Linked DNA regions of Homo sapiens: region 2 is linked to region 1. A link is a loop called in an ENCODE intact Hi-C map of the cell type or tissue named here. Cell type or tissue: CD4-positive, alpha-beta T cell. All regions are shown on one strand. Each heading gives the region's core, and the rest is flanking DNA. Links, peaks and the distances in the headings are about the cores only.

Region 1 (8,856 bases), core at 3,291-8,290:
AGCAATCCTGTCACCTCAGCCACCCAAGTAGCTGGGACTACAGGTGCATGCCACCACACCTGGCTAATTTTTCTATTTTTTGTAGAGTCAGGGTCTCACTATGTTGCCCAGGCTGGTCTTGTACTCTTGGCCTCAAGTGATCCTCCCAACTTTGGGTCCCAAAATGCTGGGATTACAGGTGTGAGCCACTGCACCTGGCTTTGACATAATTTTTTTACATGGTATAAGGTAGGCAGTAGACTTCATTATTTTGCATGTAGTCATGCAGTAGTCCTAGCACTACTGGTTGAAAAGACAATTATTCCCCAACAAAATTGTCCTAATACTCATTGACATTTTGGTTGTTTTTAATATTGGAGAACAAATGTGCGTGTTCATGCTAATGAACCTGTGGAGGCTGTGGAGAGGGGGAATCAGTGACACAGAGAGGAAGAGGAGAATGACTAGAGTGGCATCCCCTGATGGGAGAGGGGGTGGACCTGGTGTCCAGTGGAGGAGGTGGCCTTAAAGCAAGGTCAGTTCACAGTAACAGGAAGAAAGATGGTTGCCTGAGTGCAGGTGGAGATGGTGGGCATTCTCTTCTGGAGGCTTCATTTTTCCTAGGGAAATGGGAAGCAAGGTCACCACTGGAGAGAAAGAACAGGAGAGGAAGGGTTGGGAGCCCAAGAGAGAAGAGGTTAGAGGGAGAGGAAATGAACTCAGAGGGGGCTGCCATGTTGCTGGCAATTATCCCGTATTTTCCTGGGATAATTGCCAGCAACATGGCAGCCCCCTCTGAGCTTAGTGATGAAGAATTGAAGGTGAGAGAAGCCCAGGCATGGTGGCTCACACATGTAATCTCAGCACTTTGGGAGGCCGAGGTGGGTAGATCATCTGAGATGAGGAGTTCAAGACCAGCCTGGCAAACGTGGTGAAACCCTGTCTCTACCAAAAATACAAAAATTAGTTGGGCGTGGTGGCGGGCACCTGTAATCCCAGCTAGTAGGGAAGCTGAGGCAGGAGAACCGCTTGAACTCAGGAGGCAGAGGTTGCAATGAGCCGAGATCTTGCCACTGCACTCCAGCCTGGGCAACAGAGCGAGACTCTGTTTAAAAAAAAAAAAAAAGGCCAGGCACAGTGGCTCATGCCTGTAATCTCAGGACTTTGGGAGGCCCGAGGCGGGGGGATCACATGAGGTCAGGAGTTCAAGACCAGCCTGGCCAACATGGTGAAACCCCATCTCTACTAAAAATACAAAAATAAAAATTAAAAAATTAGCTGGGCGTGGTGGCAGATGCCTGTAATCCCAGATACTTGGGAGGCTAAGGCAGGAGAATCGCTTGAACCTGGGAGGTGGAGGTTGCAGTGAGCTGAGATCACTCCACTGAAATCCAGCCTGGGTGACAGACGAGACTCCATCTCAAAAAAAAAAAAAAGTGAGAGCAGTCAATGTGGTCAGGTGTTTTTCTTCAGCCATATCTGATGAGGCAGTTGGAGGGAGAGGGGATAGGAACTTGGGGATGCCATCATCCAAGGCCTCCACAGCAGGGCTGCCTGTTCCTGGGGCAGGACAAGGCTGGTGCCCAGTGGCTGCAGTAAGTGACCCTCTCACTGGCGATGCTTGGAGTCACTCAGGTAGGTGGTCTCACCCACACACCAGGTCTATTTGACATCTCAAGGGAGGGGGAAATGCCCCTGCCTTAGGTCTGGTTAGAGAGCACAGATTAGGGAAGCCACCAGTAAGCCCTCAACTCTCCCAACTCCCAACCTGTCAGCTTGGGCTGCCATGACAAAATGTCATTGATTGGGCAGCTTAAATTTATTTTCTCACAGTTCAGGAGGCTAGAAGTCCAAGATCTGGGAGCCAGCATGGTTGGGTTCTGGGGAGGGCTCTCTTCCTGGCTTACAGACGGCCACCTTCTTGCTGAGTCATCACATGGAGGAGAAAGAGCAACAGAGCCCTCTGGTGTCTCTTCTTATGAGGACACTAATCCCAGGATGAAGGCCCCACCCTCATGGCCATATCTAAACCCCCTTACCTCCTGCATCAAGTCCGCTTTCACACTGCTAATAAAGACATACCTGAGACTGGGTAATTTACAAAAGAAAGAGGTTTAATGCACTTGCAGTTCCACATGGCTAGGGAGGCCTCACAATCATGGGGCAAGACAAAGAGGAGCAAGTCACATTTTATGTGGATGGCAGCAGGCAAATAAAGAGACCCTGTGCAGGGAAATTCCCATTTTTAAAACCATCAGATTGGCTGGGCACGGTGGCTCATGCCTGTAATCCAACCACTTTTAGAGGCCGAGACGGGCGGATTACCTGAGGCCAGGAGTTTGAGACCAGCCTGGCCAACATGGTGAAATCCCATCTCTCCTAAAAATACAAAAAAGAAAAATTAGCTGGGCGTGGTGGTAGGCACCTGTAATCACAGCTACTCGGGAGGCTGAGGCAGGAGAATCACTTGAACCCAGGAGGCAGAGGTAGCAGTGAGTCAAGATCAGACCATTGCACTCCAGCCTGGGCAACAAGAGTGAAACTCCGTCAAAAAAAAAAAAAAAATCTGATCTCGTGAGACTTATTCACTATCACAAAAACAGCACAGGGATGATCCCCCCGCCCATGATTCAATTATTTCCCACCAGGTCCCTCCCACAACACGTGGGAATTATAGGAGCTACAAGATGAAATTTGGATGGGGACACAGAGCCAAACCATATCACCTTCCTAAGGTCCCATCTCCAAACACCATCACTCTGGGGGTTAGGGCTTCAACACAGGAATTTTAAGGGGGACACAATTCAGTCTACAGCACCTCCCAACCTGCTCTTGACCTCTAACAAGGATATCAAACAAGCCCAGATGCTAAATTTCAGAACAGAGGAGAGACAGAAAAAAAGAGTGGTTCCTGGCTCTGAAAGGAGTGTCTGTATCACCGGCAACCTGAGTGGAAAAGAAAAAAGAAATCTTTCATTTTTATACTTTCTATTGTGTATTTTATAGAGTTGTGATTCCCAATATGCTAGCCACTGGCCACATGTGACTAGTCAGAATTGAGATGTGCTAGCAAGTGTAAAATAGACAACACGTTTCGAAGGCTTAATATGAAAAAAATGGAAATCATCTCAATAATCTTTTATATTGATTACATGTTGAAATGATAATAGGTTGGATATCAGGTTAAAAAACATATTATTAAATTAATTTCTTCTGTTTGTTCCTACTTTTTAAAAGTGTGGGTTATGAGAAAATCTCAAGTTACACGTGACTCACTTTGGAGGCCAAAGAAGCTCCATCTTGGATACTAATCTGCCAAGTTGGCTTCTGATGAACCCCCATTCCAGGAAGGCCTCTAAGATCCCAATTTCTCTATCATTTCTTGTATGATTGCAGGTACTTACCATAAATCCTTAGGTCAAACAACCTTGATGTTATCCTACTTCAACTGTCTACACATCCCTTCTGAACCACCCTCCCCTCTGGTATACAAGTCCTGGGTCTTGGGGGTGATGGCGCGGGGTCCACCATCTTGTCTTGCCACTGCCAAGACACAGACATGGCTTCTGTCCGTAAGTCCCTACTGAATGATTCTTTCTAAGGAACTAGATATGCCAGCCTCTTTCTTTGGCCTCTCAGCTTCCTCAGATGTTGGGGTAGGTTTGTATACACCTGCCCATGGTAAAACTCACGTTTGGCTTGTATTCTATTCATGTTGGATAGCGCTGACATAGAAGAACCCAAAACAGCCCCCAGCACAGCCGGCCCTCCTGCCTTGGTCAGTGGGAACAAGCACATCAGATCAAGCTCTCATGGGTCTCAGGATCTGGGATGGTGCTTTGGAACTGAATGTTGTGGTGGGACCACTTCTCTAAGGACGGCAAGATCCAAGGTGGGCTGTGAGCACTCTTCCTGAGTGATGGCCTTTAACGGTCCCCAGAGGCAGCCCCAGGGAGATGAGGACCTGGCTGGCTGTCCAAAAATCTGATCAGGCTGGCTCTTGTTTGGTTTAGGGATACATAAATAACTCACATTTTAAACACTAGAACTCAGGCATGAGACGCCCATGCCTGCCTGTCTGTTCCCTCTGAGCCATGCCTTCATCGGGTGGGAGAACCACTAGGATCACAGCACCATCTGCAATCCCTCTTTTTTCTTTTTTTTTGAGATGGAGTCTTGCTCTGTCGCCCAGGGTGGAGTGAAGTGGTGTGACCTCGGTTCACTGCAACCTCTGCCTCCTGGGTTCAAGCAATTCTCCTGCCTCAGCCTCCCAAGTAGCTGGGATTACAGGTGCCCACCACCACGCCCAGCTAATTTTTGTATTTTTAGTAGAGATGGGGTTTCGCCATGTTGGCCAGGCTGGTCTCGAACTCCTGACCTCAGGTGATCTGCCCGCTTCAGCCTACCAAAGTGCTGGCATTACAGATGTGAGCCACTGCGCCCAGCCTGCAAGCCCTCTTTCTTATTTCCTCCAAGCACTGAAGCATGAATTTGTGGTAAGGTAAATAAACGTGTGTGTGTGGCATGGTGGGGGGATACATCCACAGAATGTCACGTGCCCAGCCCTGTTCTCTGTTTGTTACACTTGACTATTAGGATTCCAGCCTCTTGTTCACATACATAGTCTAACTATTTCCTTTTTGGTCAGAATTGGAATTCTTTCCCTTTTTTTTTTCCTGCTATTATAAACAGCAGTGCTATGAATATCTTTATTGTTTTCCACTTGAATTATTTTATTGGAATGTTTTCCCTGAAGTGAAATTGGTTGGCTGGGAGGTATATATGATTTTATAGTTCCTGTGATTTTCCTTTTCATCAAATCACTCTCCCAAAAGACTGCATTGCTATGTATCGCCTTCTGCATGTACGTGTGTGTGTGTGTATGCACGTGCGTGTGTGGACGTATGTGTATACCGTTTTCCCTCAGCCCTGCCAGCTGTGGGTTTGATCATTTGTATTTATTTTTACTAATTAACATGGTATATAACAGATATCTCCTGGATATTATATTTGCATTTGCTTACTTGCTAACAAGAATGAGTAAAGTCCTTCTCTTAAAACCCAGAAAAATAAAATAAACAGCCACCACATCCATGGCTTAGAAAAACACCTCTCAGCTCCCTCCTATGCCAGGACTTGGGGGCACCCACAGCTGACGCCAAGGCTGCGACACGGCTGGCCAGGCCCGAGCTTGGCCTGCTGACCTGTGGCTGTCATCATGGTCCTAGAGGCCTCCTCCAGCTAATAAAGCCATTTCTCTCCTCCAGCCAATAAAGCCATTTCTCTCCTCCAGCCAACTGAAGGCACATCAGGCAATGCCCTCTTCTGCATGGCTTAGATGAGTCCTGCATTTCTTAATTCCCATATGTTCGTTGTTGGGATTGAGAGACATTCTGTTTTACATGCAAAAAAGGTTGCAGGAGATGCGGCTGGTGTCCTGTCCACAGCTTATGAAAACCTCAGGGCAGCCTCCGCACCCTCCCCCTGGGGAAGTTACAAAACAGCATCCTCTGAGAGCCACTGTCTGGGCCTGGCCTGGCCTGGCCGGGACCTGGGGAGAGGAGGAGGAAGGCCTTGCCTGGCTGGCCCACCAGAGGGCGCCTCCCACCACAGGTGCCAGGCTGTGTCCCCAGCCCTGTGGCCTCCTGGCTCTGCACACAACAGCCAGGCCTGCATCCCTCCAGCCAGACATCTCAGCCCAGAGACACAAAGCAGTCATCCAGCTAAAACGTACCATCTGCCTGGGAACGGCAACACTGAAGCAGGTTAATAGCTGGCCCAGAGCAGATGGTTTATTCCAATGATGACTGGGTCCCTGTACCCAGGCGTCTTCCTTAGTGCTGCCTCGCCCACCGGCAGCCCGCAGCTCTCCCTGGGCCAGGCCCCACTGGAAGGGCCAGCCCTGCTGCCCAGAAATCCTGCCACTCCGCCACCCAGACACCGAACACCCAGACACCTAACACACAGACACCTGACACCCAGACACCTGGACACCTGACACCCGGACACCCAGACTACCTGACACCCGGACACCTGGACACCCGATCACCCAGACACCTGATACCCAGATACCCGGACACCCAGACACCTGACACCCAGATACTGAGACACCTGACACCCAGACACCTGACACCCAGACATCCAGACACCCGGACACCTGACACCCAGACACCTGACACCCGGACACCTGGACACCCGGACACCGAGACACCTGACACCCAGACACTGAGACGCCTGACACCCAGACACCTAGACACCTGACACTCAGACACCCAGACACCTGACACCCAGACACCTGGACACTCAACACCCAGAAACCTGACACTAGACACCTGACACCCAGACACCCAGACACCTGGACACCCAGACACCTGACACCCAGGCACCTGGGGACACCCAGACACCCACATACCCATACACCCAAAAACTTGACAGCTAAACACCTGGACACCCAACACCTAGAAACCTGACACCCAGACATCTGACACCCGGACACCTGACACCCAGACACACAGACACCCAGACACCTGACACCCAGATACTTGGACACCCAGACACCTGGCACCCAGACACCCAGACACCTGGCACCCAGACAGTCAGATACCCAGACACTCAGACACCTGACACCCAGACACCTGGACACCTGGACACTCAGACACCTGACACTCAGACACCCATACACCCAGATACCTGGAAACCCAAACACCGGACACCCAGATACCCAGACGTCTGACACCTGGACACCCAGACACCTGACATCCAGACACCCAGACACCCAGACACCCAGATGCCCAGACACCCAGACACCTGACACCTGACACCCAGACACCCAGACAACTGACACCCTGACATCTGGACACCCAGACACCCAGACACCCGACACCTGACACCCAGACACCTGATACCTGACACCCAGACACCCGAATACCTGGACACCCAGACACCTGACACATGACACCAAGATACTCGACACCCAGATACCCAGACACTCGGACACCCAGACACCTGACCTCCAGACACACAGACACCCAGACACCCAGATACCCAGACACCCAGACATCTGACACCCAGACACCTGACACCCAGATGCCTGACACCCAGACACCTGACACTCAGGCACCTGGACACCCAGACACTCAGACACCCAGACACTCAAACACCAGACACCCAGACACTCAAACACCAGACACCCAGACACCCAGACACCTGATACCTGGACACCCAGACAACCTGACATCCAGACACCTGGACACCCAGATACCCAGACATGCAGACACCTGACACCTGACACCCAGACACCTGACACCCAGACACCTGACACCTGGACACTTGGACACCCAGACACCTGACACCAAGAAACCTGGACACCCAGACACCCAAACACTAGATACCCAGACACCCAGCCACCTGACATCCAGACACCCAGACACCCAGACAGCTGACACCCAGACACCTGACACCCAGACACCTGACACCTGGACCCCCAGACACCTGACACCCAGACACCTGGTGGGATGTCCGGGTGTCTTGGTATCAAGTGTCTGGGTGTCTCGGTGTCAGGTGTCTGGGTGTCTGGGTGTCCAGGTGTCTGGGTGTCAGCTGTCTGGGTGTCTGGGTGGTGAGGTGTCTCAGTGTCTGGGTGTCTGGGTGTCCAGGTGTCCAGGTGGTGGGGTGTCTGGGTGTCTGAGTGGCAGGGTGTCTGGGTGGCAGAGGGTCTGGGTGTTTGGGTATCCAGGTGTCCAGGTGGTGGGTTGTCCAGGTGTCCAGGTAGTGGAGTGTCTGGGTGTCTGGGGGTTGGGGTGTCTGGATATTCGAGTGGCAGGGTGTCTGGATGGTGGGGTGGCTGAGTATCCAGGTATCCAAGTGACACTCGGACACCCAGGCACCTGACACCAGACACCCAGACACCTGGACACCCAACACTCAGACACCCAGACACTCAGATACCCAGACACCCAGAAACCTGACACCCAGACACCCGGATACCCAGACACCCAGAAACCTGACACCCAGACACCCAGATACCCAGACACCCGACACCCAGACACCCAGAAACCTGACAGCCAGACACCCGGATACCCAGACACCCGACACCCAGACACCCGGACACTCAGACACCCAGACACTCAGACACCCAGACATCCAGACACCTGATACCCAGAAACCTGACACCCCACCACCCGGACACCCAGACATCCTGCCACCTGAACACCCTGCCACTCAGTCACTTGGACACCTGGATACTCAGCCACCCCACCATCCAGATACCCTGCCACTCCAATACCCAGACACCCCAACCCCCAGACACCCAGACACTCCACTACCTGGACACCTGGACAACCCACCACCTGGACACCTGGACACCCAAACACCCAGACCCTCTGCCACCCAGACACCCTGCCACTCAGACACCCAGACACCCCACCACCTGGACACCTGGACACCCGGACACCCAGACACCCGGACACTCAGACACCTCACCACCCAGACACCGAGAAACCTGACACCCAGAAACCTGGACACCCGGACACCCAGACACCTGACACCAAGACACACAGACACTTGACACCAAGATAGCCGGACACCCCACCACCCAGACACCTGGACACCCTGCCACTCAGCCACTTGGACACCTGGGCACTCAGCCACCCCACCACCTAGACACCCTGCCACTTGGATACCCAGATACCCTGTTCCCCAGACACCAAGACACCCAGTTACCCCACCACCTGGAAAACCCTCCACCCAGACACCCTGCCACGTGGACACCTGGAGACCCCTCCACCCACAGACCCCACCACCAGGATACCCTATCACCCAGACACACAGACACCCAAACACCCTGCCATCCCACCACCCAGACACTCTGTCACCTGG
Region 2 (9,825 bases), core at 2,037-7,036, 230 kb before region 1:
AAACTGGAAGCATTCCCTTTGAAAACTGGCACAAGACAGGGATGTCCTCTCTCACCGCTCCTATTCAACATAGTGTTGGAAGTTCTGGCCAGGGCAATCAGGCAGGAGAAGGAAATAAAGGGTATTCAATTAGGAAAAGAGGAAGTCAAATTGTCCCTGTTTGCAGACGACATGATTGTTTATCTAGAAAACCCCATTGTCTCAGCCCAAAATCTCCTTAAGCTGATAAGCAACTTCAGCAAAGTCTCAGGATACAAAATCAATGTACAAAAATCACAAGCATTCTTATACACCAACAACAGACAAACAGAGAGCCAAATCATAAGTGAACTCCCATTCACAATTGCTTCAAAGAGAATAAAATACCTAGGAATCCAACTTACAAGGGATGTGAAGGACCTCTTCAAGGAGAACTACAAACCACTGCTCAAGGAAATAAAAGAGGACACAAACAAATGGAAGAACATTCCATGCTCATGGGTAGGAAGAATCAATATCGTGAAAATGGCCATACTGCCCAAGGTAATTTACAGATTCAATGCCATCCCCATCAAGCTACCAATGACTTTCTTCACAGAATTGGAAAAAACTACTTTAAAGTTCATATGGAACCAAAAAAGAGCCCGCATCGCCAAGTCAATCCTAAGCCAAAAGAACAAAGCTGGAGGCATCACACTACCTGACTTCAAACTATACTACAAGGCTACAGTAACCAAAACAGCATGGTACTGGTACCAAAACAGAGATATAGATCAATGGAACAGAACAGAGCCCTCAGAAATAATGCCGCATATCTACAACTATCTGATCTTTGACAAACCTGAGAAAAACAAGCAATGGGGAAAGGATTCCCTATTTAATAAATGGTGCTGGGAAAACTGGCTAGCCATATGTAGAAAGCTGAAACTGGATCCCTTCCTTACACCTTATACAAAAATCAATTCAAGATGGATTAAAGATTTAAACGTTAGACCTAAAACCATAAAAACCCTAGAAGAAAACCTAGGCATTACCATTCAGGACATAGGCGTGGGCAAGGACTTCATGTCCAAAACACCAAAAGCAATGGCAACAAAAGCCAAAATTGACAAATGGGATCTAATTAAACTAAAGAGCTTCTGCACAGCAAAAGAAACTACCATCAGAGTGAACAGGCAACCTACAACATGGGAGAAAATTTTCGCAACCTACTCATCTGACAAAGGGCTAATATCCAGAATCTACAATGAACTCAAACAAATTTACAAGAAAAAAACAAACAACCCCATCAAAAAGTGGGTGAAGGACATGAACAGACACTTCTCAAAAGAAGACATTTATGCAGCCAAAAAACACATGAAAAAATGCTCATCATCACTGGCCATCAGAGAAATGCAAATCAAAACCACTATGAGATATCATCTCACACCAGTTAGAATGGCAATCATTAAAAAGTCAGGAAACAACAGGTGCTGGAGAGGATGTGGAGAAATAGGAACACTTTTACACTGTTGGTGGGACTGTAAACTAGTTCAACCATTGTGGAAGTCAGTGTGGCGATTCCTCAGGGATCTAGAACTAGAAATACCATTTGACCCAGCCATTCCATTACTGGGTATATACCCAAATGACTATAAATCATGCTGCTATAAAGACACATGCACACGTATGTTTATTGCGGCATTATTCACAATAGCAGACTTGGAACCAACCCAAATGTCCAACAATGATAGACTGGATTAAGAAAATGTGGCACATATACACCATGGAATACTATGCAGCCATAAAAAATGATGAGTTCATGTCCTTTGTAGGGACATGGATGAAATTGGAAACCATCATTCTCAGTAAACTATCGCAAGAACAAAAAACCAAACACCGCATATTCTCACTCATAGGTGGGAATTGAACAATGAGATCACATGGACACAGGAAGGGGAATATCACACTCTGGGGACTGTGGTGGGGTCGGGGGAGGGGGGAGGGATAGCAAAAAAAAAAAAAAGTGTATTTTTATGGAATACATAAAAGGTAACTCTTGTGAGTTATGACTTTGAAAAAAAAAAAAAAGAAATTAAAATCATTTGAGAACCACTGACTGTAAAAAAAAAAGACAGACAGTTTATCTTAAGAATAACTGGTGTTCCTAAAGAAAAAAATCCAACAAGTAGAACAAAATATGTATTCAAAGATATAATACAAGAAATTTTCCCTGTATTGAAAAAAATAAATGAACATGCTAAAAACAAAACAAAATAAACAAAATAGCACAATGTGTTTTAGCAACATTTGATACAGAAATTCCAACACAAAGACACAGCCCATCCAATTAAGTTATTAAACTTCAAAGTTAAGAGAGAAATTTTTACATATCTAAGCAGAAAGAGAAAAATCACACACAATGGGAAAATCAGGCAAGACACTGACTTCTCTACAGCAACACTCAGAGCCCGACAAAAAGGTATTAATGTCTGTGTTTGGAGGGAAAGAAAAGGCAGCAAAGAATATTACACCCAGCCAAAGTTATTCATGTATAAAGGCAAGAAGCATCCATTCTGAAATGTTAAATACTTCAGGAAATGTAGAACACAGAAGCCTTTTTCAAGAAAATAAAATGAACTATTCACAATTAAATCCAAGCAATTAACAGATTAGAAATACGTAAAAATAAACATAGGAATTGAGACATTGGGGTAGAAGAAGGAGGAATGAGCAGAGAGTTCACTTAAATATAGATAAACATTAAGTAACTCAGGGAATTATGATGACAGAACAAAGTGTGAAATTAATTAAGCTGGACAAGGTAAAAGTAAAAAAGCTAACAACTCTTGGGAGATAGGATGGTAAAATGACGGGGAGGTGAGTAAATCAACATCTCATCTTTCAAAGAAAGGAGCCAATAGACTAAATTTGAAACTTTTGAGAAAACTCGAAACTTGAAATGAATTTTTTTTTAAAAAAATGACTATAAACTCCTGATGTGTTTCACAATCTCTCTTTTTTGTTTTTAAGGGATTTTCTGGGAAATAAATTTTACATAAAAAAATATGTATTTGAAGTTCACAGTTCCCTCAGTTTCACTTCACTTACATTTTCTTCTATTAAGTAAAATTAAATACTTTATATTTTGAAATAACATCTAGAGATGGTCATTTTTTATAAAGATAAGTATTTGTCCAGGTATCCATGTTACTTTCTATCAGCATACATAGGTGTCTGGAATTATGTTTGCCTAAGTTAGTGAGATTTAGGGTTTTTTAAAAGATTTTCTTCACTGTACATTTTTGCCTCATTTAACGTCTTTATGATATGCATGATTCATTTTTATAAAAGCAATAGAATGATTTCCTTAAGGCAATTATGCCAAGATATTAATTATAGTGATTAATTTCTGGTAGTAAGAATACTGATGGGTTTTTTTTGTTTGGTTTGGTTTTTCATAATGCAACTTAAACTTCAAAAAATATAGTTAGGAAAAATAAGGATGGATAATCATGAAAAAATAGAAGTAAAATCTGTAATTTCTAAATCAGGAGAGGAAAGTGATGAAAGCTTTAGTAATTAAATGTAAATGAGGAAAAGAGTTGAAGAGAAGAAAATAAAATGGTAAAGAAAACATATATCAGACCCTGTTGAAAACAAACAAAAAAAGAAAACATAAAATAAGCAGTAAAAATAAGTTCAAATAGATCATGTCAGCACTTGTAATAAATATAAACAGGTTTAAGTTATAAATTAAAGGACAGAGTCTAACAAATTGGATTTTTCTTAATCTAGTGATATTTTGCTTATAAGAGACACACGAAAATAAATGACCCAGGAAGGTCAAAAATAGAGGAATGGAAAGAATATCGCTGGCACAACAACAACAAAGCAGAATAGCAATATTAGTAGCAGATAAAATCTAACTTAAGGCAAAAAGCATTTATGGAGATAAAGAACTCCATGTAATTATAAAAGGAAAGGACTCACCAAGGAGATATAACAGTCATGAATTTTATGTACCTCACAGCAACATAGCCTCAAAAATGTGTAAAGCAAAACTGACAGAATTTTAAGAAGAAACTGATAAATCTATAATCAGAGTGGGAGATTCTGGCTCACTGTATTGGAAATTGCTCCAGCAGACAAAAATTACTTATAACATAGAAAACTTGTACAACATCGTAGCAAGCTTGGTCTAATAGATATACAAAGAATCCGTCAACAAATACAAAGTGTGCATTATTTTCAAGAAGATAAGGAATACTTACAAATAACAAATCTTGCAACAAAAGTCTCAACAAATTTCAGAAAATCAAATATCAACAAATATTATTCTCAGACCCCAATGCAATTAACTCAGAAATTGACAATTAAAAGACAAAAATATAGAATATTTTAAAATTACACTCCTAAATTACTTGTGTGTTAAAAGTGCAAATTACCGAAACATTAAAATATCAGGGGCTAAAGGAAAACAGGGTTCTACAAAACATAAGTTGTGGAATAAATTCAATACTGTTCTTGATAAATTCATTTACATAAAAAGAGTGAAAATAAATGTTATACAACTCAAGAAGAAGATTAAACTCAAAAAAGGAAAAGGAAGAAAATGATCGTAGTTAAGGACTAGAATGTAAGTAGTTTATTAAGGAAGTACTCCCAGAAGAAACAAGTAAGGAAGTGGGAAAACACAGTAAATACAGAGAAGATTTGTTCTGTCTTACGGCAAAAGAGTTGAGATATACTGTATCTAGCCAGTTACTGGCTACAGGATGTCTGAGGTGGGAAGCATGTAAGCCTCAGGCACCTTTAGCTCTCCATACCAGCAGGTGGCTCCAGTGCCCAACAGCAGTCCTTTGAAGATTGCAAGTGCAAATTTTTAAGAGCAAAATACACGGAAGCTTTGGGAGATGAGCTTACTGAGCTGGTAAATAGAATGCACAGGCATTTAGTAAGGGCATCCAGGGAGGCTACTACAGAATTTTACAGAGGAGGAAAACAAGTACCACCACCAAAGGAAATGTTCAATACAACCAGAAATCACTCATTTTAAAAGAACGAAGTAGATAGATCTCTAGAAAAACAGATGAAGAACAGCAAAACTGCATTTTTCAAAAGGCAATATGTAAGCAGCCAACATTGACTACGCCTAGTACGACATATCTCTCCCACCCATTACAACTAAAAATTCTAGACAAAATACAAAAAGCAACTACCTGGGGGTTTTGAAAAGTTAACAATTCCAGAGCAACCACTAAGAAAAGTGCCAGTAGATTAATTTAAAAGAAATTTAAGAAAAAAAAAGAAGGCAGAAAAGAAAAGAAAAACAAAAGTAGAGAGGACAACAAACAACAATAAAACGTAGACCTAAATCCAAACATATCAATTATTGTGTTAAACGTAAATGACTTAAACATCAAGTAAAAGACAGAGATTATCTATTTGGATTTTCTAAAGACCCACATATCTGCTATACAAATACTTAAGGAAGAAACAGTAACAACTCTATTCAATTTATTTCAGAATATAGAAAAGGAATGAATACTTCCCAACTCATTTTGTAAGAGATGTATTACCTTGATTTCAAAATCCAACGAAGACATTACAAGGATTTTTAGAAGTTAAAAACTACAGATCAATATTTCTCATGAGTGTAGATGCAAAATTATCACCAAAATATTAACAAATTCTAATAATATTATAAAGATAATACACCACGATCACATGAGGTTTACTCTGAGGATGCAAGGTTAGTTTAACCTTGCAATCAATGTATCGTATTAGCAGACTAAAGAAGAAAAACCATGTGATTATCTTAATAGATGCAGAAAAAGCACTTAACAAAAGTTTACCACCATGACTTTTTTTAATACTCAGCAACCTAGGAATTTAAGAGAACTTTCTAAACCTGATTAGGGCCATCCACAAAAGAAACCTACAGCTAACATCAAATTTAATAGTGAAAGATGGAATGCTTCTCCCCTAAAATGAGAAACAAGGCAAAGATATCTACCTTCATCTCTCTTATGCAGCATCATACTGGAAGTCCCAGCTAGTTTGACAAGGCAAGAAAGGGAAATAAAAAGCATACAGATTGCAAAAGAAGAAATAAATATCCCTTTATTTTCAGATAACATGATGTTAAATTAAATACATTAAATACAAGATCAATAAACAACAAATCAATTGTATTTCTATATACTAGCAATGAAAAACATTTAAAATATGTTTTACCATTTACTGAAACAGGAAACACATAGATATAAATCTAACAAAATATATGCAAGACCTGTAGGCTGAAAACTATGAAACACTCATAAAAGAAAACATTCTTTTCTTTTCTAAATAAATGGAGTGACAAATGTATGTCCAGAGGTTGGAAATTCAGTATTGCTCTCAATTCTCCCTAAAATGGTCTACAAATTCAATGCAATCTCAATCAAAATCTTAGCAGAAATTGTTGCAGATACTGACAGGGTGTGTCTAAAATTTATTGGGAAAGGCAAAGGAAATAGAGTAACCAAAAAAATTTTGAAAAATAAAAGTAAAGTTGGAGGACTCCCACTACCTGATTTTAATGCTTATCATAAAGCTACAGTAACCAAGAGAGTGTGATACTCGTGGCAAGATAGACATATAGATCTATGGAAAATAAAGAAACTCCAGAAATAGACACAGACAAAGGTGGCCAACTGATTTTTGACAAAAGTGCAAAGGCAAGTCAACTGAGAAAAACATAATGCCTTCAACAAATGGTGATTAAACAATTAGGCAGACAAAAACAAACTCTACTGACCCATCCACACCTCACACCTTATGAAAATATTAAAACGTAGTATAGGAATAAATGTTAAATTACAACACTTCTAGAAAAAAAGGAAATCTTTATGACTTTGGGTTAGAAAAAAATTCTTAGATACATCGCAAAAATATGATCAACAATAGAAAAAAAATGAATTTGATCCAAATCAAAAACTGCTCTGTGAAAGACACTACTAATAAAATGAAATGAGAAGCCACAGACTGGGAGAAAATATTTGCAAATCATTTATCTGACAAGAAAAACTTCTATTCAGACTATATCTTAAAATCTAAAAACTCAACAACAGGAAAACAAACAACCCAATACAAAGTGGGCAAAATATTTCAAAAGGCACTTTGACAAAGATGATACACACAGAGCAAATAAACACTTAAAGGTTTTCTACACCATTAATCATTAGAGGAAACACAAATTAAAAACCACAGTGACCTGCTAAAAAGACTAACCTGTGCCTATTAAAACAACTGAAAAAAATAAGTAAAACCTGATCATTTTAACTGCTGCCTAGGATGCAGAGCCACAAAAACTTTCCAACAATCGCTGATGGGACTGCAAAAGGTAGAGACACTATGGAAAACAGGGTAGCAGTTTCTCATAAAGGTAAACATGCATTTACCATATAATCCAGCAATCCTAAGCTTAGGTATTTAACTAATACAAATGAAAACTTATGTTCACGTCAAATCCTGTACATAAATGTTTATATAGCAACTCTATTCGTAATAATCAAAAAACTACAAACAAGGTGAATATCTTCAACTGGTGAATGGATAAACAAATTGTGGTCTACACATACAGTGGATACTATCCAACAATAGAAAAAGAACAAAATATTAAAAATACAACATGGATGAATGTCAAATGCGTTACACTGGTATAGCAGTAGGTAGTATGGTATGTAGCTTTTGAGTCTAGCTATATAATCCTATTTGTATGTCATTTTGGAAAAGGCAAAATTATAAAGATGCTTGCCAGAGGTTGGGGGTAGTAAAGGTAGTTGACAACGATAAGGCAATATGAGGGAACTTGGGGGAAAACACTGAAACAGACTTGGTGTGCTGGTGGTTACATTTGTCAGAACTAGTAGAACTATAGACCAAAAAGGATAAATTCAACTGTATATAAATTAAAAATAAATAAAAACGATTTGAAAAAAATACTGAGAATGAAAGAGAGACAGCATGACAGATTCAGAAGAGATATTTTTTAACCATAAGAAAAAACATGAATCACTTTATGCCAGAAAGTTAGAAAATATAATTGATGTAGACAATTTTTGGTAAAAAATATAAATTATCTAATATTGTGACTCAAAAAAAATGAGAAATTTGAATGAACAAAGAACGATTAAATAAATTATATATGTTGCCAGCCGAAAATCTATTTCTTAGATAGACAGCAAGCCCAATAACTTTATAGGCAAATATTTCCTAGATTCTAAACATACTACCACATCATACTAAAAATATTTTTTAAAACACAATTTCAGAGGACAGAAAAAGGAAAACTATCCAAATCATGTTATGGGGCTACTATAACCTCATTACCAAAACCAGATAAAGACTACTAGAAAACAAATACAGACTTGTTTGCACACATGTATATGTGTGTATATATATATATGTGTATGCGTGTGTGTATTTTATATATACATATATATTATAAATACATAGAAAAATAAAGTTCATCAAGAATCCTAAAATCAAGATCAGCACATAAAATCAGTAACTCTTCTAGAATCCAACAATGAACCATTAAAAATGTTATTTTTTAAAGAGTCATTCATAGCAGCTGTAAAAGCTAGCAAGAAATATAATGAAGCTATTTAATGTACTTATGAAAATATTACATACTATAAAAACACCAACATGAATACCAATATGTACTATGTTCATGGATGAGAAGACATTATCATAAGCACATCTAATTTTCTTATATTGAACTATAAAATAAGAACAATCTCCCTTAGAATGTTAACACTTTTTTGTAATGAAGCTTAGCAATCTGATCCTAAATTCGTGCTGAGTGACAGGAAGGACAGACAAGACAATTTTTAAAAGAAAGTGTAAACAATGTAAAGAGGATGTAACCAGTAATAAGATTTGCTATAGAGTTGGCATCACTGAAACAATGTGGCATTATACAGGAACAGACAAATAGATTAGCGGAACAAGGAGAAAGCGCTGAAACAGACTCAAGTAAATATAAAAACTTGATAGATAACAGAAAAGAAATTAAAAATTAGTAAAGAAAAGTGAACTCAATACATGGTGCTGGGACAATGATACATCTATCTATACATACATAGATGTACATGTATATGTATATCCATGTTAAATATATATATATCCTTGTGTATAGATATAAAAATATTTAATGTTTATATAGAATATATTGATAAATATACAGTATATATAGTCCTACATTTCACTATTTACAAAAAAGCATTCTAGGAATTTTAACATTTTGAATGTAAAAATGTAATCTAGAGAATTTCTGTTTTCCCTCTGTATTTAGTAACACGTAACTGACAAATAAAATTGTATATATTTAAGGTGTACAATGTGATACCTTGATTATATATAATATATAAAATATATATAATATATATAATAAAATATATATTATATATAATAAAATATATATATTATATATATATTTTATATATAATATATATTATATATAATATATATAAAATATATATTTAATATATATTTTATATATAATATATTTAAAATATATATTATATATAATATATTATATATAATATATTTAAAATATATATTATATATAATATATTATATATAATATATTTAAAATATATATTATATATAATATATTATATATATATATATCTTGTGAAATGATTACCACAATCAATTTAGTAACACATCCATCACCTCACATAGTTACCTTTGCTGTGGTGAGAATATTCAAGATCTATTCTCTGAGTAAATTTCAAGTATACGATACAGTATTACTAAATATATTCACCACACTGTTCACCTAGAACTTATTCCTCTTGTAACTGAAAGTTT

What was found. A loop is a pair of places that touch in the nucleus more often than their neighbours do. Peaks named below come from ENCODE experiments on the same cell type or tissue, not always from the same donor. Only the 100,000 strongest peaks of a DNase experiment are listed, where the experiment ranks them.
Region 2: a loop joins it to region 1, with 4 times the contacts of the local background. A loop is called at or near these places in 7 of 110 quality-filtered maps.

The regions. Positions count from the first base shown.
Region 1 is chr19:29,689,198-29,698,053 of GRCh38, forward strand. No RefSeq gene overlaps it. Among named protein-coding and RNA genes, the nearest start is that of C19orf12, 22 kb to the right of the region's middle. RefSeq lists enhancers at 1,086-1,638, 1,639-2,190, 1,785-2,079, 1,998-2,057, 5,812-5,871 and a silencer at 1,869-2,066. In CD4-positive, alpha-beta T cell, for the core only: CTCF peaks have their summits at 5,573 (motif pointing right) and 5,774; DNase peaks (open chromatin) are centred at 5,584, 7,144, 7,444 and 8,062.
Region 2 is chr19:29,463,218-29,473,042 of GRCh38, forward strand. The region is part of intron 1 of VSTM2B-DT (VSTM2B divergent transcript); the gene reads right to left. Among named protein-coding and RNA genes, the nearest start is that of VSTM2B-DT, 58 kb to the right of the region's middle. In CD4-positive, alpha-beta T cell, for the core only: no CTCF peak of the experiment used is centred there; a DNase peak (open chromatin) is centred at 4,794; H3K27me3 peaks cover 364 bases.